Regions from separate parts of the Mus musculus genome. Here region 1 is linked to region 2. A link is a loop called in an ENCODE intact Hi-C map of the cell type or tissue named here. Cell type or tissue: heart. All regions are shown on one strand.

The links. Hi-C counts contacts between places; a loop is a spot of excess contacts. Peaks named below come from ENCODE experiments on the same cell type or tissue, not always from the same donor. Only the 100,000 strongest peaks of a DNase experiment are listed, where the experiment ranks them.
Region 1: a loop joins it to region 2, with 3 times the contacts of the local background. A loop is called at or near these places in 24 of 42 quality-filtered maps.

Annotation. Positions count from the first base shown.
Region 1 is chr11:59,180,017-59,188,016 of GRCm38, reverse strand. Gjc2 (gap junction protein, gamma 2) reads left to right here and starts at 5,191. Exons shown (of 2, transcript NM_175452.4): 1 at 5,191-5,271. Guk1 (guanylate kinase 1) reads left to right here. Exons shown (of 8, transcript NM_008193.3): 2 at 1,130-1,243; 3 at 1,576-1,617; 4 at 1,979-2,075; 5 at 2,685-2,823; 6 at 2,904-2,988; 7 at 3,496-3,581; 8 at 3,830-4,162. The coding sequence ends at 3,865. In heart, a CTCF peak has its summit at 3,999 (motif pointing right); DNase peaks (open chromatin) are centred at 2,336, 3,976, 4,916, 5,046 and 1 weaker place; H3K27ac peaks cover 2,341 bases; H3K27me3 peaks cover 206 bases.
Region 2 is chr11:59,097,637-59,105,636 of GRCm38, reverse strand. Obscn (obscurin, cytoskeletal calmodulin and titin-interacting RhoGEF) reads left to right here. Exons shown (of 104, transcript NM_001171512.2): 15 at 2,087-2,362; 16 at 5,672-5,947. Among named protein-coding and RNA genes, the nearest start is that of Obscn, 35 kb to the left of the region's middle. In heart, CTCF peaks have their summits at 3,090 (motif pointing right) and 7,089 (motif pointing left); no DNase peak of the experiment used is centred here.

The sequences.
Region 1 (8,000 bases), 82 kb before region 2:
GCAGCAGCTCAGGTCTCTCAGTACTCAGTGCCGGGGTGGCTCTTCCTGGTCTCCCGGTGCACTCAGATGCTGACCTGGTTGTTTGAACAGGTGTAGGCGCAGATCTCGGGAGCAGGACAAATAACTGCCCCATCCTTCCTGCAGAGTGGGAGGACAGGGCTGATGTCACAGTGCAGGCAGGGCTGGTGCCCGAGGGATTTATTGCTCAGAAGGGCGGGGTATAGGCTTGGCAGAGATTAGTCCCCCTAGCCCTCAGTGCAGAGCAGCCATTGACTCTTCCCAGGCTACCATGGAGGCTGCAACACATCAAGTAGGTGGGTGCCATCCTGGGGAGTCAGGAGGGCCTTTATAGACGGGGTTCTTGACGTGTAACTGACCTGCTCAGACTCCTGGCTGGAGGACCACAGCTGACAGTGAGGTGGGGCTGTGTCTGCTCAGGCATGAGCCTGGAAGCAGGGGGATCAGCTGGTACTAAGGCGATGCCATCGGAACTTCAAGGAAGGAAGCGCAAGTCCCAGATAGCCTGATGGAGGAGGTTCCTGCTGGGCTTTCATACCTACAGCGGGTGCTCCTCCCTGGCAGCCCGGACCCATGGCCCACCCTGAGCTGCACTCACGTTGCCCTTGGGAGGCTAGGGGGTGCTCGTCCAACTCTTGTCAGCAGATTGTCCTTCCTAAACAAGTCAGAGATGGTTGCGTGTCTAGTGGGAAGTTTCCCAAATTGGCTTGGGTTGAACAGACTTGAGGATGTCTGTAGGGACAGGGACATTCCTATTTCAGACTTGGGACACCTGTGGGCAGGCCATTTAAGGGAGTCAAAGCTCAGGCAGCAGTGTGAAGTCAGATTCTGAAGGGCAGCCTCTATGGGGTGGGGCCAGTGTGCTGCATTGTCTGGTTCCGGGTCACTTGGCCTGTGGACATCCTGCTGGGTGTGGGTGAGGCTGGATATTGGAATCCTGTCAGCCTTCCTGCTGCCTGTGTTTGCCATCTTGCCAGTTGACTGGTGTTGTGAGGAGAGTTCACAGTATATAAGGATGTTGGCCTTCACGTCACTGTCTCCTATGGAACAGAATGCCAGGGCACCGGTGAAGGTAACCCCACTCATGTCTATGATATCCCTCCACCCACAGGCATGGCAGGACCTAGGCCAGTAGTGCTGAGCGGGCCGTCAGGGGCAGGGAAGAGCACTCTGCTCAAGAAGCTGTTCCAGGAGCACAGCAGCATCTTCGGCTTCAGCGTGTCTCGTGAGTGCCTCCAGACCTTGAAGGGCGAGGAGCTCAGAGGCTGTCCCAGCACAGGACTGTTCCTAGAGTCCCCAGATGCACACACCTGATCTAGCAGATGCTCTCCTCACCTTCCTCATCCCCATTACCCTCTCCCTTCCCAGGCCTCCATCTAGAGTAAGCATCTTGGCCCCAGTGACCTCTTGAGATCTGGTCTGGGCTGCCCACTGGCTGTGAGCACCACCCGTTGTTACATAACCAGAGGACGGAGCAGGCCGTCAAGGGAAGACCTGGGTAGGGGGAGGTTTGTAGATCCCTTCAGTGTGTGATAATTTTGTTTGTTTTTTTCCTAGATACTACAAGGAACCCACGACCTGGTGAAGAAGATGGCAAAGGTGAGCCGGCCTGCTAATTCAGGGGTTTTGGGCACCAGCTAATGAGTGTTGGGGTGGGGGTAGGGGGAAGGGGTAAGGTTGCTTTGTGCCTTGGCTGTAACAGCTTCATCCCCAGCAGGAGAATCTCTCTTGCTGTTGGGTTCACAGCTTGATTAGAGTCTGCATCATAGTGAAGGCTGAACCTTCTTCCTGCCTGGTGTATGGAACCTGGCCATTTCCAATCCTTCAGCAAAGACAATGGGGACAGTGGTATCTGTTCCAGCCTAGATCTGGCCATAGCAGTCCTGTGTAGGGTGGAGAGGGGCCAGGCCAGGCAGGGATGGGTTTTGGGTACCTTCTGGAAAGCTCTCTTCTTCTCCAGATTACTACTTTGTGACCAGGGAGATGATGCAGCGTGATATTGCAGCAGGGGACTTCATTGAGCATGCTGAGTTCTCAGGGAACCTGTACGGGACAAGGTGGGCTGAGTTTGGTGTGGGCCCAGCTTCATGGATCAGGGTAATTCCAGAACTGTTAACAAAAGAAAGCACTCTAGCATGTCACCTCTGACCTCACAGTGCCCTCCCAGTCTCCCGCCTAGGGCTGGGATGGCTTGCTAACCCCCTAGTCTCTGAGCATAGCTGATAGGCTCCAGGGAACAAGCAGGCCCAGTCATGCCCCAGGCTCATCTGTCCTCAAGCCATCTGGCGAGGCAAAGAGCCACATGAGGCACCTCACGTGGAGAGGTAGGCAGTGCCAGGCAGCCCAGGCCCAAACCTTTTTGGCTTTCGGCTACAGGACAGGTACAAAGGGCTGTGATGTCAGAGGGCCTGACAGGGTTGACTATATGCTTGGAAGTTCTGGAAAGTACAGAAGGTGCTGGGTTCACGAGAGCCTCTGCACTACCCAGGCCAGGCCCAGAATGGGCCTTGGGGTGGAAAGGGCCGAGTTTCTCTGAAGCTCTCGAAAGCCTTAAGAAGCTAACAAGGTTTAGCAGTCATTGCATGTATTTCCTGTGGGCTTAAGGGCCAGGTCTTCTCTTGTATCCACTGAACATCTATCTGCTCACTGCCCTTCCCTGCTCCCAGCAAGGAAGCTGTTCGGGCTGTGCAGGCCATGAACCGCATCTGCGTGCTAGATGTCGACCTACAAGGTGTGCGCAGCATCAAGAAGACTGATCTGTGTCCCATCTACATCTTTGTGCAGCCTCCCTCGCTGGACGTGCTGGTGGGTACTTGGTGTGGGAAACCTGCAGGGCAGGTCCTGAGACCTGCAGAATACTGACCTGACAAGGACCTGTATTTCAGGAGCAACGACTGCGACTGCGCAACACTGAGACTGAGGAGAGTCTGGCAAAGCGGCTGGCAGCTGCACGGACAGACATGGAGAGCAGTGAGTGCAGTCAGACCGTTCGTACCTTCTGAGCACGTGGCCAGCCCATCCACCAGAAATTGGGGAGGACCAAGGGTAAAGATGGAGGGGTCGAGACTGCTGTCTGCAGAGCCTTTGAGAGGCCACACTTGTTTACTGACTTAAGTGTTGTAGGTCTCTTTTTGTAGCTATGCTCTTGCTTCTGGGTCTGAGCTTGGTCCACATTCAGACACTGTCATTGAGACCGTTTGCTGTTTCCTTATGTGGCAGTCCATCCCAGGCAGAGCTGGTTCTGAGAGGCCTGGGCAGGGGCAGTGGTCCACACTCCAGAAGTCAGGACTTGATGGGAGCAGCCCCCAGCTGAGGTTCTCTAGAAGAGGGGAAGCAAGAGTACTGTCCAGCCCTGGCCATCCTACCACAGTGACGGCAACAGTAGCCATAGCCAGATAGCAGGTTGTTAACAGTGGGGCAAGCCCAGCAGGGGCCGAAGTCCCAGTGTTCCTGAATCTGTCTCTTGCCTCACCCCAGGCAAGGAGCCTGGCTTGTTTGACCTGGTGATCATCAATGACGACCTGGATAAAGCCTATGCAACCCTGAAGCAGGCGCTCTCTGAGGTAGGCCCTTCCCATCTACCCTGTCTTGGGGAAGTCCCCTGCACAAGCCATCCTGTGAACGCAGCAAACCCTGTGTTGCCGGGGCTCACACCCTGCTGTGTTGTAAGCAGCCCTGGCTTTGCCAGTTGCCAGAATGGTCAAGTACAGGTGCAAAGCCGGAGTCCCTGGGAACCCAGGGAGGATATGAGCCCTAGCCCTCCCTGGTTCCCTGCCTCTCCTGACTTTCTGTTTCCCTTCTTCCTTGGCAGGAAATCAAGAAAGCACAGGGAACTGGCCACGCCTGAAGGCCTGCTTCATTCCACAGAGTGATGTCTGTGGTCTAAATTTGCCTGGAGGTGGGGGAAACTTTGCCAGGGCACCAAGGACTTGTAGTAGACTTCCACTGTGGAGTAGAAGGAGCTACCCTTTGTCTGACCACAAGGTGGCTCTGCACCGTGGGCTGACTCACTGGCTGAATGACTCCAAAGAGTACCCATATCTAATCTCCCTGGACTATTTGTGTTCCTTTCCTTGTTCCTTCTGCTGGAGCGGGACTGACCTCTTAATAAAGTAATTACTGAATTATAGTGTCACAGCCCTCCATACTGGGCTTATGGCCTCTGGCTTTCTGCCCCTCCATGGTCAGCCCAGATGAAGGCTGCTAAGGGGGCTCTGCATAGGTGTCTAGTGGCCCTTGTCCCTGCCCGCATCCAGGGTCCACTAGTCATCAGAATGCTGGCTAGGGTTGCTCGTGTTCACTTCTTCCCCTGGGAGTCAGGCAACTGGGACAATCAGTATGGGCTGGAATCGTCTCAGCCCTAGACAACCTAGTGCTGCTGTCTCTTTGAGGTATTTCTGAGCCATTTGGGGACTCAGAGGGACAGATACCACTTGCCAGGAACAAAAGTGCCCAGCTGCAGGGGAAGAGCTAAGGTCATAATGCTGGCCCTGGAGCTGTGGGTGCTGTGTGTTCTTGGCCTTGGGTATAGGCAGCCAACCCAAGGAAGGGCAGGTGAGCCCTGTGAGGGCTGCAGGCAGGCAGAGTCCTGGGCCTTCTGTAAAGATCGCAAATTTTGAGCTCTAGAGGTTGTAGCAGGGTGCAGCATTCCTGAGGGAGATGTCCCTCCCCTCCTGTCCACGATGAGACATTCTGAGTGTCTGGTCCTGCTGTCCTCCCTCTTCCTCTGGGCTCCCAGCCCAGGCTGCTGGCTCCGCCCAAGAGAGCAATCCCAGCAGGGAGGGCAGTGGTTGTTGCCAGCTACCCCCACCCGGTGGTCAGCCACAGCTCTGCCTTGTGCATCTCCAGGTGAGGCTGCTCCTGGGGCAGACTTGGGGGTATTAACTGGATGTGGGTGTGAAGAGGGCAGGCAGGTACCCAGGCAGAAGTAGCCAGAGAGACTGGGAAGTCCTGGGCTGCCTCCAAAACTGCAGATGTTTCTCTAGAAGGGTGAGCCAGAACTGCCTGGACTTCAAGTGGAGGCTGGGGAGACCAGCAGGCCTGTCTAGATCCCTGCTGCTCCACCCCCAGGGACAATCATGGATTCAGACCCTAGGGGGAACAATGGAGCCCTTGAGGGCCCCTCCTCCATCCCCCATTGTGCTTGGTGGCGAGAGGTGGCCCTAGCCCCACAGTATGCCCTTAGAGAGGATCAGCATCCAGCCGGCAGGTGGAGGGGCTCAGCCGAAGGTTTGCATTTCCAGCCTGGAGAAGGTAGGGAGGGTACTGCTGGGGCTGCAGCCTGGCTGGGCCTTGACTGGTCTGTACTCCTTACTGCTAAGGTGGAGGTTCCCAGGTTCCTGCATCCCCTCTCAGGCTCTGTGGGGTGTGTCACAGCTGGTGCCAGATGCCACCCTGGAAGACTCACTGAGTCTCTGGCCAGATCTTGTCTTGCTGTATTAAGGGACCCTCAGGGTGTCCTTTAGCTTGGCTTCAGCTGGCTTTGTGGCTCTTTTGGGGTAACTAAACCCATGGTAGAGGGAGATGGGAACAAACCGGAGAGCCTAGGGTATTTTCAGTACCTCCCCCAGCAGCTGAGACCCTTCAGGCCATCTTAAGATGGGCCAGTCCACCCCAGCCAGTTGTAGTGTGTCCCAGGGATCAGTATGGGCACCAGGCCCAGTCTACTCAAACTGAAGAAACTTCATTATCCACTTGCCTGCTACCAAGCAGACCCTCTCAGCAGCTGGACCTACACAACCGCTGCTGTGTTAGTGTGGCGCGGTAGCCAGCACAGAAGTCTTTGGGATGCCACAGCAGTTCACTCTAAGTGCTTCCTTCCCACCTACCTTCTGTGTCTAGGGACTGCAGAGAGGGAGATATGAGGATGGGCAGCCAAAAGGGGAGATACAGGGTCCAAGGACGGGGAGGTTGGAGAAGATCCGTTTTGGAGGGCCTGCTGGCTGGAGTTGGCTCTGTATGGGACAGTGTGGACCCAGCTGGGAAGTGATTTCTAGAAATGGGGAGGGGAACCTGGCTCAGCTGTGGAGGGGCTGGCAGGACTGGAGAGACAAGGACCAGGGTGAGTATGGGCTTTCTACAAGGAATTGGGCACACGTGTGTACTCTGGGCAATGCCAAAGGAAGGCATGGAGAGTGGGAGGGGGTTGCCTACTCAGGCTAGTGCCTCCGTTTTTGGAATGCAGTTTAGCTGAAGTCTCAACCTGTAGGAGTTGTCTAGACTTAGGGTTGTGACTCTTACACCAGGTAGGTGCAGGCTAGCCCATCTGTTTTTCTGGTCCCCACAGTCTGAAGTTGAAGTTTTGCCTTCTTGAACTTCCAGGAATGTGACTTGGGTGCTGGTGAAGAAGGCCTCACAGGTCAAAGCGGGAGGTTGGTAGTTTCTGCTGGGTGCCATAACTCTGTGGTAGAGTCCTACATCTTCAACATGTTTAAATTTACAACAGAGGAGATAACAGTACAGAAAAGATCCCAGAGGACCTCATTTCCCATTCCATACTGGCATGAAACACATCACCATAATAAACTCTAGTGCTGCCTCTGTTAGTGAAAAGCCGCAGTCTGTGTGTTTCCTACATTCCCTTGCCCCTCCTGATACCACAGCACCTCTTAGTCTCCTTGTTTTAGCTGCCCATGGCTACTAAAATACTACTCGGGTATTTTTCAGGGTGCCCTCTTGGAAACTGGCCTGTGTTTTCTCTTGCTTTGTTGGGGTTATGGGTTTCAGAAAGAATACTATGGGGGTGATGAGCCTGTCTATATAGGTGCTATCAACAGCCATAATGGTGAATCATAGGGCTCAGGTGTCACGGCAAAGGTACAAGTCCCCATTTCATGCTGTCCTCTGATATGTTGCTTCCCACATGTGGCTGCTGGAGTGGGTGTGTGCTCCTCTTAACTGTGTGTCCCATCTCAGAGTTCCTCTGCACAGAGATGGGATGGTTCTCCAGTCATCAGCCTGGTTATTCATGGGTGCAGTTGTTATCTGGGGTATCTGTAACCAAAGCTGCAGTCTGTGATTCTACTTTCCTTAGTCTACTGGTTAAATTGTTACAGTGTCAGTGTAAGCAATCCACCTATCAGTGTGTGTGAGTATGTAAGCACGTTCTTCCTCTCTGAGCTTTCTCCACACTCTTGTTTCCCTCCTTAGCCTTCTGATCAGCCACTTCCCCCAGGGATTCGCAGTTCCTTTTATTGAAAGAGAAGTTGGAAACCAGAACCCAGGACCTAGATAGGGTCTTTGTTTTGTGAGCGGGGCTTGAGAAAGGGTCTCAATGACATCAGACTCGCCGTGCAGCAGAGGATGACCTTGAAATTCCAATCTCCCTATCTCTGTCTCCCAAGCACTAGAACTACAGGCAGCGTGAACATACCCATGTCACAAATGCTCGCACTTCTCACGTGTTTCCACAGCCAGGGCCTTTCAGAGGACACAGCCAGAGATCATACACACACCACAGGTTTCCACGGTGTATCTGTAAATGACCTCTGTGAGAGTCCGGGTCCGCCTCTACCATGCTAAACACAAATGCATTCTAGAGTCCCTAGCTTGAGATGGTGTCAGAAAATGAACTTTTATAGTGATTGGGAAGCATCTGATAGGCAGACTAAAGAGTTGAGTATGAACGGTTCTCTGCCTGTCTGTCCTCCCTGCTCCCCCCCCATACCGTGTGTGCGTGTGTGTGTGTGTGTGTGTGTGTGTGTGTGAAACTTGTATGGCCAGGTGATTTGGCTTGTGTCTATGAAGTCAGGGAAAGGCAGCAGGTGGGAGCTCCAGCACAGCAGAGAATGTAGTAGCAGGAGCCAACTGAGGACGGGCAGGGCACTTGGGGCAGTGACTAGGTGAGACCCTGATATGTGCCCTAGTCAGAAGTCACTGGAGGAGCTGAGAGCATAGACACGCCTGAAAGTCCCAGCACTTGGCAGGCAGAGGGAGAATGATGGAGAGTTCAAGGATATCATAACTCTTACAAATTGATACAT
Region 2 (8,000 bases):
TAATCTGCAACCGAGTTTAAATATTAGCTAAAGCATCTGCTAGCGTATCCCCTTCCTTTTAAACCCACAGAATTTTGTTCTTGACACAGGAGACTGTCCTAAGTGGGCTATGCAGGCTTGTACCTGGGAAGGCATGTTGGTCACATGGAGGTGGACTTGAGGCACAATTCATTGGCTGTTTTCAGGATATCTTGTTCACCATGTTTCTCATATATATATGCAAATGGACAGTTATGTCAGAATTCCTGGTTGTCAGCCAGCGAGGCATGTCTCTCAGAGCTAGCCAACCGAGGAGTCTTAACACTCTCTGTTTCTTCATTCCAAATAGCTGTGTTTAGCTATTCATTTCAGAGCACCTGTCCAGGGCTCCTGATGCTGTGTGGTGCTCAAGTCTCTGTGTGCATCGCATCCGACCTGTAGCCTGTGGTGGTCCAGATGTTTCTACAGGCTTAGCCAGATCATCTGCATTTTATGATCTAGTTGAGAGCTCTGTAGGGGAAAGTTACACATTAAAGTATTTTAATTACTGTTAGTACTATTGCCTGTATGGGCATATGTGCCATGCTGCGTATCAGAGTCAACTCCATGGTCATCTGTCCCCTTCTTCCAGCTTTCTGCAGGTTCTAGGGGTCAAATTCATTTATTTGTCTGGTTTGTAGAGCAAGGGCTTGACTTGCTGAGCCATCTTGCCAGCCTAGCATCTCAGATCCTTAAAGAAAGTGTGAGCATATTTCTCTAGTCTTGTGAGGCTTGGCTACACAACAGTGACCAGATCCTGGGTCCTCACTGTAGAGATAGAAATAGAAGAGAGCAGAGCATTGAGTTCTGAAACACACTCATGTGTAAACCCAGTCCTCCCTTTCCTCGGGAGAAAAGACTTCACGAGAACTTTTGGATGCTAGAACACATGGAAACAAAGTGTTGTCTGCTAGTTCACATCACACAGGGCAATTCCAGGCGAATCAGAGACACCAGGGTCCCAGCTAAACCATAGTCATGTGGTTTATGATGGGTGTGGCTTAAAGTCCTCAGGATAGGGAAAGAGTCTTCAGGAAACCAGAGCAGGAGCCACAGTGCGGGAGACTGATGCACTTGGCCACATTACACGGGACACCAGACCCATTAGAAGATGTAGCTGCTATGGTACTATTGCAAAATAACAGAGGCCGTGCAACTTATAACTCAGGGACTAATGATTCCACTGCCTGGAAGGTTCAGCTAGAAGATTCTGGGGTCCTGGTGAGGGAACCAGCTCCACAGGATGGCAGAGAAATAGAGGGGAAACCCTGTTAGGAACAGAAAGGGTCAAACACACAGGCATGGAGGACACTCAGCCCTTGTGAGTGGTACTCCGTTCCTGGAAGACTCATCCAGTTTCTCCAGATAAGAGAGTGGAGTCTTCATGGTCCAGAAGGTCCACTAATTTTCTGCCTTGTAAAAAGCTTTTCACCCTAACACCACCAAGTGAGGATCCAGCTTGTGACATGTAAACCTTTAGGGGTCCAAGTCACATCTAACCATCTGTAACTGGACTCAGACCCACAGGTCATACCTACAATGAGAGAGGTTAGGTGCTGTAATATATAAACAGATTCCTGAAATGAATATGAAGAAGAAACAGTACTACCGAGAGTAGGGTCTCCCTGCATACCGGCTATACAGAGGAACACAGGCACTGATGGCTGGAGACATCAGTGAGACAGACAGCAGGTGCCACGGCTGACAATGACTCAGAGTAGGAAAAGGTATGGAGAGTTAGGATTCTCAGCTCTGTGAGGCATGTCCTACCAAGTCCCGAGGAGACTCTCCATCGCCACCGTGGGGCTGGTACATGTGTCATGACCCGTTCCGTGGAGGACTGTAATAACCATGTGTCCCCTTGAGCAGTCCCAGCAGTGGTGACAGGCTATGTGGATAGACTGGGGTTGTGTGTTGAGGCTCCAGGGGCGTTTCCTGGACCCAGTGTATAGAGCCTGGGTGATGTTCTGCTTTTCAGATGCCCCACCCCATCCAATCTTTCCGAAGGTGGCCTTCCTGATCTAGACAGTGTCTCTGACCCTCTATGTGTGTCCTTCTCTGTCCCCAGAGCCCAAGCTGGCGTTTGCCAAGGAGCAGCAGGCACACAGCGAAGTGAAGGCAGAGGCGGGGGCCAGCGCCACACTGAGCTGCGAGGTGGCCCAGGCCCAGACTGAGGTGACATGGTTCAAGGATGGGAAGAAGCTGAGCTCCAGCTCGAAGGTGCGCGTGGAGGCCTCGGGCTGCTCCAGGAGGCTGGTGGTGCAGCAGGCGGGCAAGGCGGATGCTGGGGAGTACAGCTGCGAGGCCGGGGGACAGAAGCTCTCATTCCGCCTGGACGTGGCAGGTCAGTCCTTTGGGACTATCTACATAATATATTCATAATTATTCCATCTTTTTGATGTAATGAATTTCTTCCTTCATTAATACATAGTGAACTTTGCCTTTTCTAACTAATTTTGCCTTCAACTCTGTTCAATGAGATCTGAGTCTAGCTACCCTGCTTGTTTTTGGCTTCCATGTTTTTGATCCATCCCCTCTCAAGTCTGAATTTACTAGTAACGTGTGTTTGTGTGTGTGTGTTTTAAACTACAAAGAGTTCAGTATTAAAACAACTAGTGACATATTTAAAAATAGTTTTAGATTTATTTAATTTATTTCATGTGTATGAGCCTTTTGCTTGAGTGTTTGTCTGGGTACCATGTGTGTGCCATTGGAGGCAGGAAGACTTCCGATTCTTATTACTGGAGTTACTGGTGGTTGTGAGCCACCACGTATGTGCTGGGATCTGAACCTGGGTCCTCTGTGAGAGCATCAGGTGCTCTTAACCACTGAGCCATCTTTCTAGTCCCTGGATCTTATTTTTTTAATACAATAGGCTACTCTGTCAGAGAGTGAAGATCATTTCCACTTAGAATTATTATAGAGAGGTGTTTTCTGATTCTTTCAATTTTATTGATTGTTTTCCTGTTTGGTTGTTTTAGTTGGATTACTATTCATTCATTTTTTTTAAAGATTGATTTTGATTTTATGTGTATGAGTGTTTGCATGCATGTATGTACATTGCATGTATGCAGTGCCCACAGAGGCCATAAGAGGGCGCCAGCTCCCCTGGAACTGGAGTGACAGATAATTGTGAGCTGCCACATGGGTGCTGGAAATTGAACCCCGGTCTTCTGCAAGAGCAGCCATTACTCTTAACCTCTGAGTCATCTGGCCAGACTCTTTTTTCTTTCCCCCTTCCCTGTTTTTGTTAACGAGGTTTACTCATATACAGGATTGGTCACAACTGAATCTTTTCCATGTCTCCCCTGTTCATCTACTCTTCTCGTGAAATGTATTAATCCACTTGCTACTGTCATTAAGACTTTTTTCCTCCTCAGAGTTTAGGATTCCAATTAGAGCCTTAAGTAAGTGTTGTCTTGGATGTCACGAGTTACTTTAGTTTGTTTCTCTTGAACTGTCTTTATTTCTGTTGGTTTTAAGAGATAACTTTGTTGGAATAGTCCTTTCCACCAGGAATTCCATTCCACCAGGGCATGGAATAGGCCATCCCTTGTTTTCCTAGGGTTGGGGGCTTCTACTGAGATGTCTGAGGTTAGTGTAATGGGTTTGCCTTTTCAAAAGTTATTACATCTTTAAGTTGTGTGTGTGAGCACATGGTGCATTCGTGTCGAGGTCAGAGTCAATTTTCTCTTCCAAGCGAGTTCTGGGGCTTGAACTCAGGCTGCCAGGCTTGGCAGCAAGTGCTTTATTTGCTGCCCCATCTCACTGCTCTCTTACAGCCCTTTAACATTGCTTCTTTGTTTTGTTTTAGCAGGCTCCTTATTATACATCTCAGGGAAGACTCTCTGGCCATGATTATTTGGGGACTGTAAATACACCATGTGTTCTGATACCTATGTCTCTGTAGTTGGGGATTTTTTTTAAACTATAATTTCATTGAATTCATTTTCCACACCTTTCATTTGTATCTCATCTTTTTCTACCCCATAGATTCATAGGCTTGATCTCTTGATCATATCCCAGAGTTCCTGAATATTGTGGGCATGCTCTTTCTTTCTTTTCTTTTACTTTTTCTTTTTTAAAGATTTATTTTATTTCTATGAGTACACTGTAGCTGTCTTCAGACACACCAGAAGAGGGCAAAGGATCCCATTACAGATGGTTGTGAGCCACCATGTGGTTGCTGGGAATTGAACTCAGGACCTCTGGAAGAGCAGTCAGTGCTCTTAACCACTGAGCCATCTCTCCAGCCCCTCTTTCTTTCCTTTACTGCTGTCTGGCTGTAGCTTTTCCTGGTGTCCTCCACCCATGATAGACTTTCGTATGCTTGATTAGCATGTTCATGGTACTTCCCAGGGCATTATAGATTTTTATCATTGAATTTTCATCTCTCTCTCTCTCTCTCTCTCTCTCTCTCTCTCTCTCTCTCTCATGAACACACACACACACACACACATGAACACACACATACACACACACACACACACACACACACACACACACACACACGCACGCACGCACACACACTGTTTCAAGATCTCGCTGCCCTTGCTCAGTTTCTCATGCATGCTTGTTGCTGGCTATCTCTTCTGCATCACAGACTTATTTACGTCCTGAGCTGACTCCCTTGCCTCGTCCGTATGCTTGTGTGTCTCGTCCTTGGGCTCACTGGCCAGCTTCACGGGGAGATTAAATCACTTATCTAGCATGTCAGCCATTTTTGTGTCTTTGACCTCAGTCATTGAGGACTCATGGCCTTTTGGAGGTGCTGTTTTCTGTTGCCCTCTTATGCCAAAAAACATCACTTAGTAGGAGACTTGAGAATAATTTCTAGACCTCAAGCGATTCAGAGGAAGCGTTTCCATGTCTGCCCGGGAGGTGACAACTTTAGATTCACACCCATGTCAAAAGCATCACCTTAGCAGTCCCGAGTCCCACAAGGTTTGCCAACGTGCTTTGTGACGCATTCTGAAGGGACAGTGAAGAAGATTAACTAAGTGCCACACAGTCAGGAAGACCTCAGGTGATCACTCTTGGTTCAAATGTAGCAAGGGACGCTTCTGTCCTAGTGTGAAAATACTGAGCCAAACCACGGGCAAAGATCCACGTGGGGGCACTTGCTATACCAGATGCCGAGATGCTTCGAAATCTAAAGTGAGACCCAAAGCAATAATGAGGTCTAAATAATGAGTGGGTGAGCTCAGAACAGAGAGTGTATACCTCTCCCCCAACCCCGGTGACTTGTGAGGCACATGGAACACAGGGTAACAAGATCATATTGGATGTCCTCTTTGCCACTGAAGAGCCAAGTGCAGGTGGTTACAGGTGTCAAAGTGAAAGTAAAACAGGACTGTAGCAAGTGTTACAGATTTTCTCATGGTTTCAGGGTCAGGCAGGTTCCCCAACAGATCCTAAATGCATCAACTGTAATGGGGACCATTGCCTGCAGCGCAGCTAACATGCTGGAGCTGCCCCTGAATTTGTGGCAGGATATGTGGATGAACTGGCTTTTGTCCCAAGAGATGCTGAAGCTTCTCGTGGGCACAGCCAGTGCCCACCATGGGAGATATTTTCCGATCCAGCCACCCATCTAGACCCCTTCTCTGTGTGGCCTTCCTGACCCTGTGTGTCCTTGTCTAACTGTCCCCAGAGCCCAAGCTGGCGTTTGCCAAGGAGCAGCAGGCACACAGCGAGGTGAAGGCAGAGGCGGGGGCCAGCGCCACACTGAGCTGTGAGGTGGCCCAGGCCCAGACTGAGGTGACATGGTTCAAGGACGGGAAGAAGCTGAGCTCCAGCTCGAAGGTGCGCGTGGAGGCCTCGGGCTGCTCCAGGAGGCTGGTGGTGCAGCAGGCGGGCAAGGCGGATGCTGGGGAGTACAGCTGCGAGGCCGGGGGTCAGAAGCTCTCCTTCCGCCTGGACGTGGCAGGTCAGTTGTTTGAGGGCACTCTTGTTGCTCATTTGGATGAGATGATGAATAATCTGAGGACCCTGGTACTGCTGCAGGGGACTTACCCTCTGAGAGCCTTAAATCTTTTACATTCTGTTTTCAAATCCATGGCTTGGCTGTGTGAGCAGAAGCTGATGCAACTAAGTCAGGAGAGCTGAGTCCTGGTTGTTACGGGGTAGCATTTATCATCCCAAAACATCCCAGGCGTGCGTTCTCTGCATTGCTGTCTGGTGCCCAGGGACATCCCTGGCTCCTCTTGGTGTTTAGGATTCGAGTAAGTGAGATCTGTCTCTCTGGGACTCTGTGAGTGTCCAAGTGTCTGCAGGTCCTGCATGCCCTAATCCAGCAAGAACATTCTTGTTCGCAAGAAGCATTTCCATTCAATTTAAATACAAGTAGGGACATTTTGACCCCCTAATCATAATTGGATTTTCTTGCAACAAAAGTTGACTTATGTAGTTTCGGGTACCGGTACCTGACTGCTCTTTCCTGAATTCTGATATGTAAAGGTCTCTGTGTGTCCGGAAGTGTACGCACATCATATTGTGGTGTCTGTGTGTGGCAAGGGAAGGGCAGAGGGCTTTGTGGGTGTGCTGCTGTGACAGCAGAGAGCTCTCTGTAGGCAGAGTCTTATTTTCTAAAGGCCGGCTAGCAAACAGGTCAGTCTCCCCCACTCATTAGAAATCTTAGATGTGTATTTGTCTTTCCTCACTAAGGAGTTTTCTCTTACTGTGAGCTCCGGGTGTTACTAGACAACATTTCAAGTATTCCATCAATAGGAAATGGTTTCTGAATAAACATACAGACAAAACAAAATAAAAAAAAGACAAAAAAAAGAAAAAAACGCTTTGTATCTTTACTAAGTTTTATTTTTAAAGAATATGAAAAATTAAAAAAATAAAAACTATTCAGCTATTTTCTTGAAGCTGTATAAAAGTGACATAAAAGGAAGTAGAAAATTTGAAAGGTCATAGTGTCTTTTTGAAACATAATTATAAAGATGAGTTTTTTCAGGGCTGGAGAGCCGTCCCAGAGATTAAGAGCACTGACTGCTTATCCAGAGGTTCTGAGTTCAATTCCCAGCTACCACATAGTGGCTCACAACCATTTGTAAGGGGTCTGGCGCCCTCTTCTGGCATGTGGGCATATATGTACATAATAAATCTAAAGACAAGACAAAACAAAACAAAACACACAAAAAACCAACCAAACAAACAAAAACCAAATGTAATTTACCATAGAAAAGGGCCTTAGTACAAGGGCTGTGGGTAAATCTTGTCAAACACTCTAGAAGGTAATTATTAGTTCTGGTGCTTTCTTGCACACTAAAATGATTCTGCTTGACAATAGTGTGCAATGCATTTTCAAACAGCTAAGAAGATTTAAAATGTTCTCACCACCAGACATAGTAAATAGTTGGGGTAGTAGATATACTAATTACCATGTTTTGATTACAATGCAGACAGGTTATTGAAACATTATTTTGTGCCCTATAATTTATTATTGGTTGATTAAAAATGAAAAAAAAAAAAAGGAACCAGCGAGATGAACTAGAGGGCAAAGGTTCTCACCACCAAGACTGACGGTGTGAATTTGATCCCCAGGACCCCGTGAGCCAGTCTTACCTTTTTGAGGCCCTTGGACCTCAGTATCTGCACACCAAGGATCAAACTTCTATCACATGGGCCTTGGGAAACACACCCCACCCCAACGCAGCACAAGAGAAATGAGTCATGTACTGTGGTAGTAACAATGTACCATGTGCTTGGAAATAGCTGAGAGAGTACATTTCAAATGTTTACACAGAAAAAGTGCACCTGGAAATATATGTTGGTTACTTTTTATTGTCAATTTGATATAACCAAGAGTCTCTTGGGAAGAGGGACGACCCAGAACAGACTGGCCTGTGGCCGTGTCTGAGGAATTGTTTTGGTTGGTGATTAAGGTGGGAGGACCCAGTCCACTGTGGGTAGCTGACCTAGGCAAGTGGCCTGGGCTATGTAAACCAGGGAGAGAATGAGCCTGTACACAG